2 separate regions of the Mus musculus genome follow, and region 2 is linked to region 1. A link is a contact called in ENCODE POLR2A ChIA-PET data. All regions are on one chromosome and are shown on one strand. Each heading gives the region's core, a stretch centred on a gene start or an enhancer-like site at or near the end of the contact. The rest is flanking DNA. Distances are from core to core; before and after follow the strand shown.

Region 1 (3,111 bases), core at 268-2,767:
CAGAAGCCTGCAGCTCCCCTCAGCATCGTGTTGGGTCTCACCTGGGATCCTGTGGCTTCTGGCTCCCTCGCCCATAAAGAGGGACGACCTTCTCCCTGCTGATGCCAGCTTTACACACCGGGCATTCTTGCCGGTCTGGCCGGGTCTCCAGCCACTGCAAAGGAAATATGAAGTGTTTTCAAGTACAAAGAGCATCTCGGAGCTCCTTGACCCTCCCTGTTTCCCAGTCCACCTCATGAACACATACCTGGTGAAGACAGGGCCAACTGGATGAAAAACAAACAAAAAGCACACGTCAAACTACAGAAGAGAGCTGCAGACCCCAGAACATGGAAGCCCACCCACCACCTGTCTCCCAGGCACTGCTGCTCTACTGCTCCATTTCTCTCCATATTCCCAACAGCTTCTAGCATACTTGCTAACTTGACTTTTCCAGCTTCTTGCCTTTGATACTTGACATTTAAAGGTACTCACATTGGGTCCTCAACATCCTCCACACATTTGATCCTTTTCTCTCTTCCGGTGTCTCCTCTCTGTCTCTCCCTGTCTGTCTCCCTCTACACACACACACACACACACACACACACCTTCAACCTCCCCCTTTCTGCCTCCGAACTTGACTTCCCAATTCAACAGGTTTCCTTTCAGCCTGAACTCCATTCTTGCTCCTAATCCTCCAGACTCCCATGGTTTTCAGACACCCACATTGTTCCTCTCCTCCTTACTTCAAGCTCAGTAAAACCCCTCTCTCCATGACCCTTCACCCTCTCCATCTTGTCCTTACACAATGCCATTGTCTTCAGGTTTGACAAATCACCCCCTCCCACATCTCATCTTAATATGACCCACATCTAGGTCCATAGTCCCTAGATCTTCCCTCCTCCTCCGACAGGCACATCCCCTAAACTGAAAAGTCTCTCATCTATTTTATCTCAACACCTGGGTAGGTCTAACGGGGTACTGTGGTTCAGGTCTCGAATGGAGGAATATGCAGCGTCCCCCATTTCCCATTCCTCCTCATAACATACCATGCACCAGCTCATAGGACCCTCCCTGGAAAGATATCTCATTTGCACAGATGTGACCCTTCCCGCACCCCCACCCCATCTACATACATCAGCAAAGACACAAGTCCTCACTTTAGGCCTCCCCTACGTGTATGTGGGGAGGTGGGGTGGGACATATGCCCTCTGGTCATCTGAAAAAAACTGCATGGTCCCCGCTCTCGGCCTCCCCAGCACAAAGACGAACCCCGCCGCCTCACCCCAAGCCCCTGACTCGGATTCTCACCAATACAGGTGGCCACACACGCTGACCACAGCTTCGCGAGCTGTCTCCAGACATATATTACATTCGAAGGTCGCGCTCGCCCCGCCCCGCTCGCGATTTGGCCCTTCGGGGCCCCCGTCTTCTTCCTCCGCTGCTGCCATGGCAAGTTCTGCTTCGCCCCCACGTAGCCCTCAGTACCCCCAGGCACACACACATATACACTAACACAGGGCACACACACAGGCACACACACACTCACGCCCCAACAAAGCAGGTCCGCCTTCGGCCCAGGATCGTTGGGCAAACTTCAAGTTTTTCTCATCATTATTGGTCGAGGTACCTGCCAATCATATAGAATTCAAAGGACACGATTGATCCAAAGAGTGGGGGCGGAAAAAGGTGTGTGTGGGGCCCCTACCCTTGCACGATGATGATTGGCTGATAGGGCTTCAGTAACTATGCACTGCCGAGGGATTGGTCATAATGAGCTAGGCCTGTGTTGTCACTCAGCTAAAGAGGCTTTGATTCGTCAGTTCAGCTGCCAGTCATAACCAAAGCTCAGAAGGGATTGGCTCAGGCCTACAGAACTCGCCCACCATAAGCCTCTTTTTTTCCTTCTCTTCCTCTTTCTTAGAAGGTCCGGGTTCCTATTGGACTTTAGAGCGAATGGTTCCAAATCAAATGATTGGCTGGCATGACACGGAAGAATGAGCATGCGCAATAAGCGGGGGGGGGGGGCGTGGAATAGGCCAACCCAGACGAAGGCGGTGTCGACTCCAGTCCCGCCCCTTCACTCGCTCTCTCTCGTCACCATGGCAACCCCTCCGCTATTGGCGGGGCCTTAGGTTCAAAGGCCTCGACTCGGCCTTATCCGGGTCTTTCCGCCCGGACTCTCTCCGCTTGATTGGGCGGTTTACTCCGCCGCTGATTGGCCGAGATCTGGAGAGACGGTGCAGAGCTAAGGGGGGAGGGGGAAGGGCAGAAGTACCAGGGTCGCAGGGTTCAAGATGGCTCCGGCCTCCTTGGGTGACGTAGAGGGAAGACCTTGGGTCCGCCCCTCCCTCTCGGAGAAGCGGGGAGCAGAGCTGGGGTTAGCCCGACGCGTGGATGGTGCGGCCGTCGGTCTGTGGCGCCGGTGTTAACCCCACTCTCTCGGTTGGACGACTTAGCCTCTCTAGGTGATTCTCACAGCAGGACCGAGCCAAAGGCCCACCGTTGTAATGTGACACAGCAGACCACAGTGGACCCCCACTCCGTCCTAAACCTTACAAGCAGAAAAGGACTGGTTCCACCCTCTTGGGAGTGGGCGCCCAAAGGACAGAGGCCGACCCCTAGGTGACCCGCCGTAGAATGGGGTAGATCCGCCCCTTCCTTGTAGTTTGCCCTGCATAGATTTGGATCTTTTTCCTGGCTGGACGGCTGGCAGCTAGGGCCTTTCCAGCACTCAGTGACCCTCACTATGGCCCAAGGCCCAGAATTAGGTAACAGTCCTCGCATTCGCAAGGGCTCTTCACCAAGCCATGTAAATCACCCAGGGCAAAGGTGTCCATGGGCGGGAGACGAGAACACGCTAGCTAAGGATTATTCAATACCTTGATAAAGGACCTGTGTGACTGAGGAATAAAGAAAGGTGAGAAGCTGGGACTCTCTATAGGAGGAGGTACGGAGAAGCGAGGATCTGGAGTATTGAAGAGGTTTAGATGCAGAATAGGCGAATAGGAGGTAGGAACGATGGACTCGTCCAGAGTGTGAAGAGGGAAGTAGGGTTTGGCCAGTTAGATACGCGGCACATCCCACCATTTTATCACCCTTAGGAAGCAGTGTTTTATTGCTCGAATTCCA
Region 2 (3,211 bases), core at 344-2,843, 350 kb after region 1:
CAGGAGAGCAGGGTATGTTCCTCACCAGAGCCAGTGTTGGCACACTGGGCTCAATCTCAAGAGGTTCCCCAAATGAGTCAGATTTATAGCTGACATCAAGGACAGCGTCAGAGACTCTAGTCTGTGAAATCATCACTCTCAATTGAGGGAGACCAGAACCTAGGGTACCACCCAGGGAATGTCAATCCGATAGACACAGGATGCGGTAGCCAGTGTGTGTAGTTAGGCTTCGGACTGTTGCAGAGCTATATAAAGCCAAAACTCCTGGGGACTGAAATTTAACTGCTAAAACCTTTAACGAAAAAAGGTGGCATGGGCCGGAGAGATGGCTCATAACCATGTGTAATGGGATCTGACGCCCTCTTCTGGTGTGTCTGAAGACAGCAATAGTGTACTCACAAACATCTAAATCTTAAAAAAAAAAAAAAAAAGGTGGTTGGAGCCAGGACTAAGGCCATCCTGAATTGAGAGCCCGTCTAAATACCCAAAAGCATAGTCTAAAACAGTGGCTCTCAACCTGTGTCACCAAGGAACCCTTACATAGGGGTCCCAGACAGGACAGCCTGTGTTATCACAATAGCAAACTTTAGTTATGAAGATACAAGGAAAATAAAACCGATGGTTAGGAACATCACAGCCCGAGGAACTGCATTAAAGGCCCTCAGGAAGGCTGAGACCCACTGCCGTGGACTAGCATACAGAACTTAAAGGCACAAGAAATAATCAAGGCAGCTCCTGGATCCACCATAGATTTAGAGTTAGGGAGATTAGTTAAGATCTAAAAACAAAAAGATGGCTGGGTGGTAGCTTGCTTGGAGACTGGCTAATGCAGGCAGGATATTAAGAACAAAACAAGGGCCAGTCGGTGGTGCTGTATGCATTTAATTCCAGAGAGTAGAGGCAGGCGGATCTGAGATCAGGGCTACATGGAGAAACCCTGTCTCGAATCCACCCCTTCCAAAAAGTCAAGCCAAGAGACAAGCATGCCAGTGAAACCTAAGACTAACCTTTCTTCAGGTGTAGGCAGCTGGCGTGTGTCCTCAAATCCCTACCAGAAAGCAAGACACAGAGGTAAATTACTCAGAACTCTAGGCCACTCAAAACCCACGCCACTGCCGATTTTGGACCCGGGGACGGTCAGCGCGCTGCGGTGATGGCGTCAGCGAGACACTCAGAATCACCAGAAATCATCATTACTGTCCTCTCCCCGAAACCAGCCCCTCCTCACACCGCCTACCTCTCGCCAGCATGCGCTTACCATTGTGCTACTGGGTACGGCTGGCGTGGGCCAGGAACCTGGAAGAGATCATTGAATGAGCACAGGTCGTAGAGACCCCGGCCTGCAGCCCCCACCCCGGCCTGGGTCAGTTACAAGGAGTGGCGTCACGTGGACATCAGAAACTCTAGTCTGTAAATGTGGGTCATCATACCCGGCCCCACACCGCAGAGCCCTCCCCACAGGACCCCAGGATACCTGCGGCACGAGGCGGACCCATGCCTTGCTCTCCGGAGTCCTCAGACCCTGCCCAGACCGGTGGAGAACAAAGAAGGGTGAAAACACGGCAAACCGTGTGGGCGGGTGCACAAAGAGACCCGTGTGCCGCCCGCCTCGGCCATTTATACCCACGCCTGGCCCGGGGGTCCTGACGGACATAGTCGTCTTCTCATATGCCTGACTTGATCGCGCTGACAAATGCGAAGGGAACAAAGAGGAATCATGTTTCTTACTGTCCTAAGTAGAGAATCATGTATATGACGACAATTTGATAAACTACCAATCCAAAGGAAAGAAAAAAAAAAAAGAAAGAAAGAAACAGGCAGCCTAATCGGCCAAGATTGGGTAAAGACCCTGGAGCTCCTACAGGATAGGTCAGCTCTTTGGTCTCCTTTAGGCTTATGGCTTTGCGGATTCTGTACTCATGTTTGGATCCAGTCTACCCAGGAGGACTCATATTGCCTACACCTAGCAGAAAAATCTGAATTTGCACCTCAGCTTCTGCTCTCCGTTAAAAAGAAAAAAAAAAGAAAAAAAAAAGATTACTGAGTGCTCTGCTGCATGTACACGTGCGTGCCAGAAGAGGGCATCAGATTCCCTTATACATGGTCACGAGCATTTGGTTGCTGGGAATTGAACTCAGGACTTCAGGAAAAGCAACCAGTGCTCTTAACTGGTGAGCCATCTCACCAGCCCCAACATTTTTATTTAAAGGGGGATAAAAGCCACACACACACAAACACACATCTGGCTCATAGTCTAAGATGGGTTCCAACCATGCCTACAATTACAGGCGTGACACACTACTATGTTGAGAGAGAGAGAGAGAGAGAGAGAGAGAGAGGGGGGGGGGGTCGGTTTCAAGACCGGGTTTCTCTGTGTAACCCTGACTGTCCTGGAACTTGCTCTGTAGACTAGGCTGGCCTCGAACTCACAGATATCTACTTGCCTCTGCCCTGAGTGCTGGGATTAAAGGCATACAACACCACTGGCCAGCTTTTAAGAAATATTTTTAGATTGATTGTATTTGTGTCTATGTGTGTTAGAGGAAGTTGTAAGCCACCTGGTGATAGGTGCTGGGAACTGAAGCCAGGTCCTTAGAAAGATCAGTAAGTGCTCCTGACCACTGAGCCACTGCTCCAGCCCCTTTGTCTTTTTTTTTTTTTTTGAGACAGCAATTCTGTACCATGACGGTCAACATTCCTACTTCCTTTTCCTAAATGCTGAAATTACATGTGCAAGGCACTATACGCTTCTCTATCTTCATTTTAAAATACATTTTAGCCAGAAGCAGTGGTGCACAACTTTAATCCTAGCACTTGAGAGGCAGGGGCAGGTAGATCTCTTTGAGTTCAAGGCCAGCCTGGGCTACGCAGTGATGAGATAGTGCCTCAGAACATAACTAAAATTTAAAATCTAAGAATCCTATAGTAGCCGGGCAGTGGTGGCACATGCCTTTAATCCCAGTACTTGGGAGGCAGAGGCAGGCAGATTTCTGAGTTCAAGGCCAGCCTGGTCTACAGAGTTAGTTCCAGGACAGCCAGGGCTACACAGAGAAACCCTGTCTCAAAAAACAAAACAAAACAAAAAACAAACAAAAACAAAAACAAATAAAAGAATCCTATAGTAATTATGTGTTCGATAAGTCTCTCAGTTCCTAGGCCCAAGTTCCACCTGGGAGGGTTATAGGAAGAGACTCTTCAGTTCCAAACTGAG

Evidence for each region. ChIA-PET counts read pairs that join two places held with the same protein, here RNA polymerase II (POLR2A).
Region 2: POLR2A ChIA-PET joins it to region 1 with 12 read pairs in embryonic stem cell. The contact joins the promoter of 1110038B12Rik here to the promoter of Rnf5 in region 1. POLR2A ChIA-PET finds 5 or more read pairs at or near these places in 4 of 5 experiments (Patski and embryonic stem cell).

What each region holds. Positions count from the first base shown.
Region 1 is chr17:34,602,044-34,605,154 of GRCm38, forward strand. It overlaps Rnf5 (ring finger protein 5), which reads right to left and starts at 1,518. Exons shown (of 6, transcript NM_019403.3): 1 at 1,291-1,518; 2 at 248-266; 3 at 42-154. The coding sequence starts at 1,430. It also overlaps a transcript of Agpat1 not described here.
Region 2 is chr17:34,950,878-34,954,088 of GRCm38, forward strand. 1110038B12Rik (RIKEN cDNA 1110038B12 gene) reads right to left here and starts at 1,594. Exons shown (of 4, transcript NR_015536.1): 1 at 1,475-1,594; 2 at 1,259-1,296; 3 at 1,008-1,048. It overlaps LOC115488834 (a small nucleolar RNA gene), which reads right to left and starts at 1,198; the gene lies at 1,136-1,198. Snord52 (small nucleolar RNA, C/D box 52) reads right to left here and starts at 131; the gene lies at 73-131.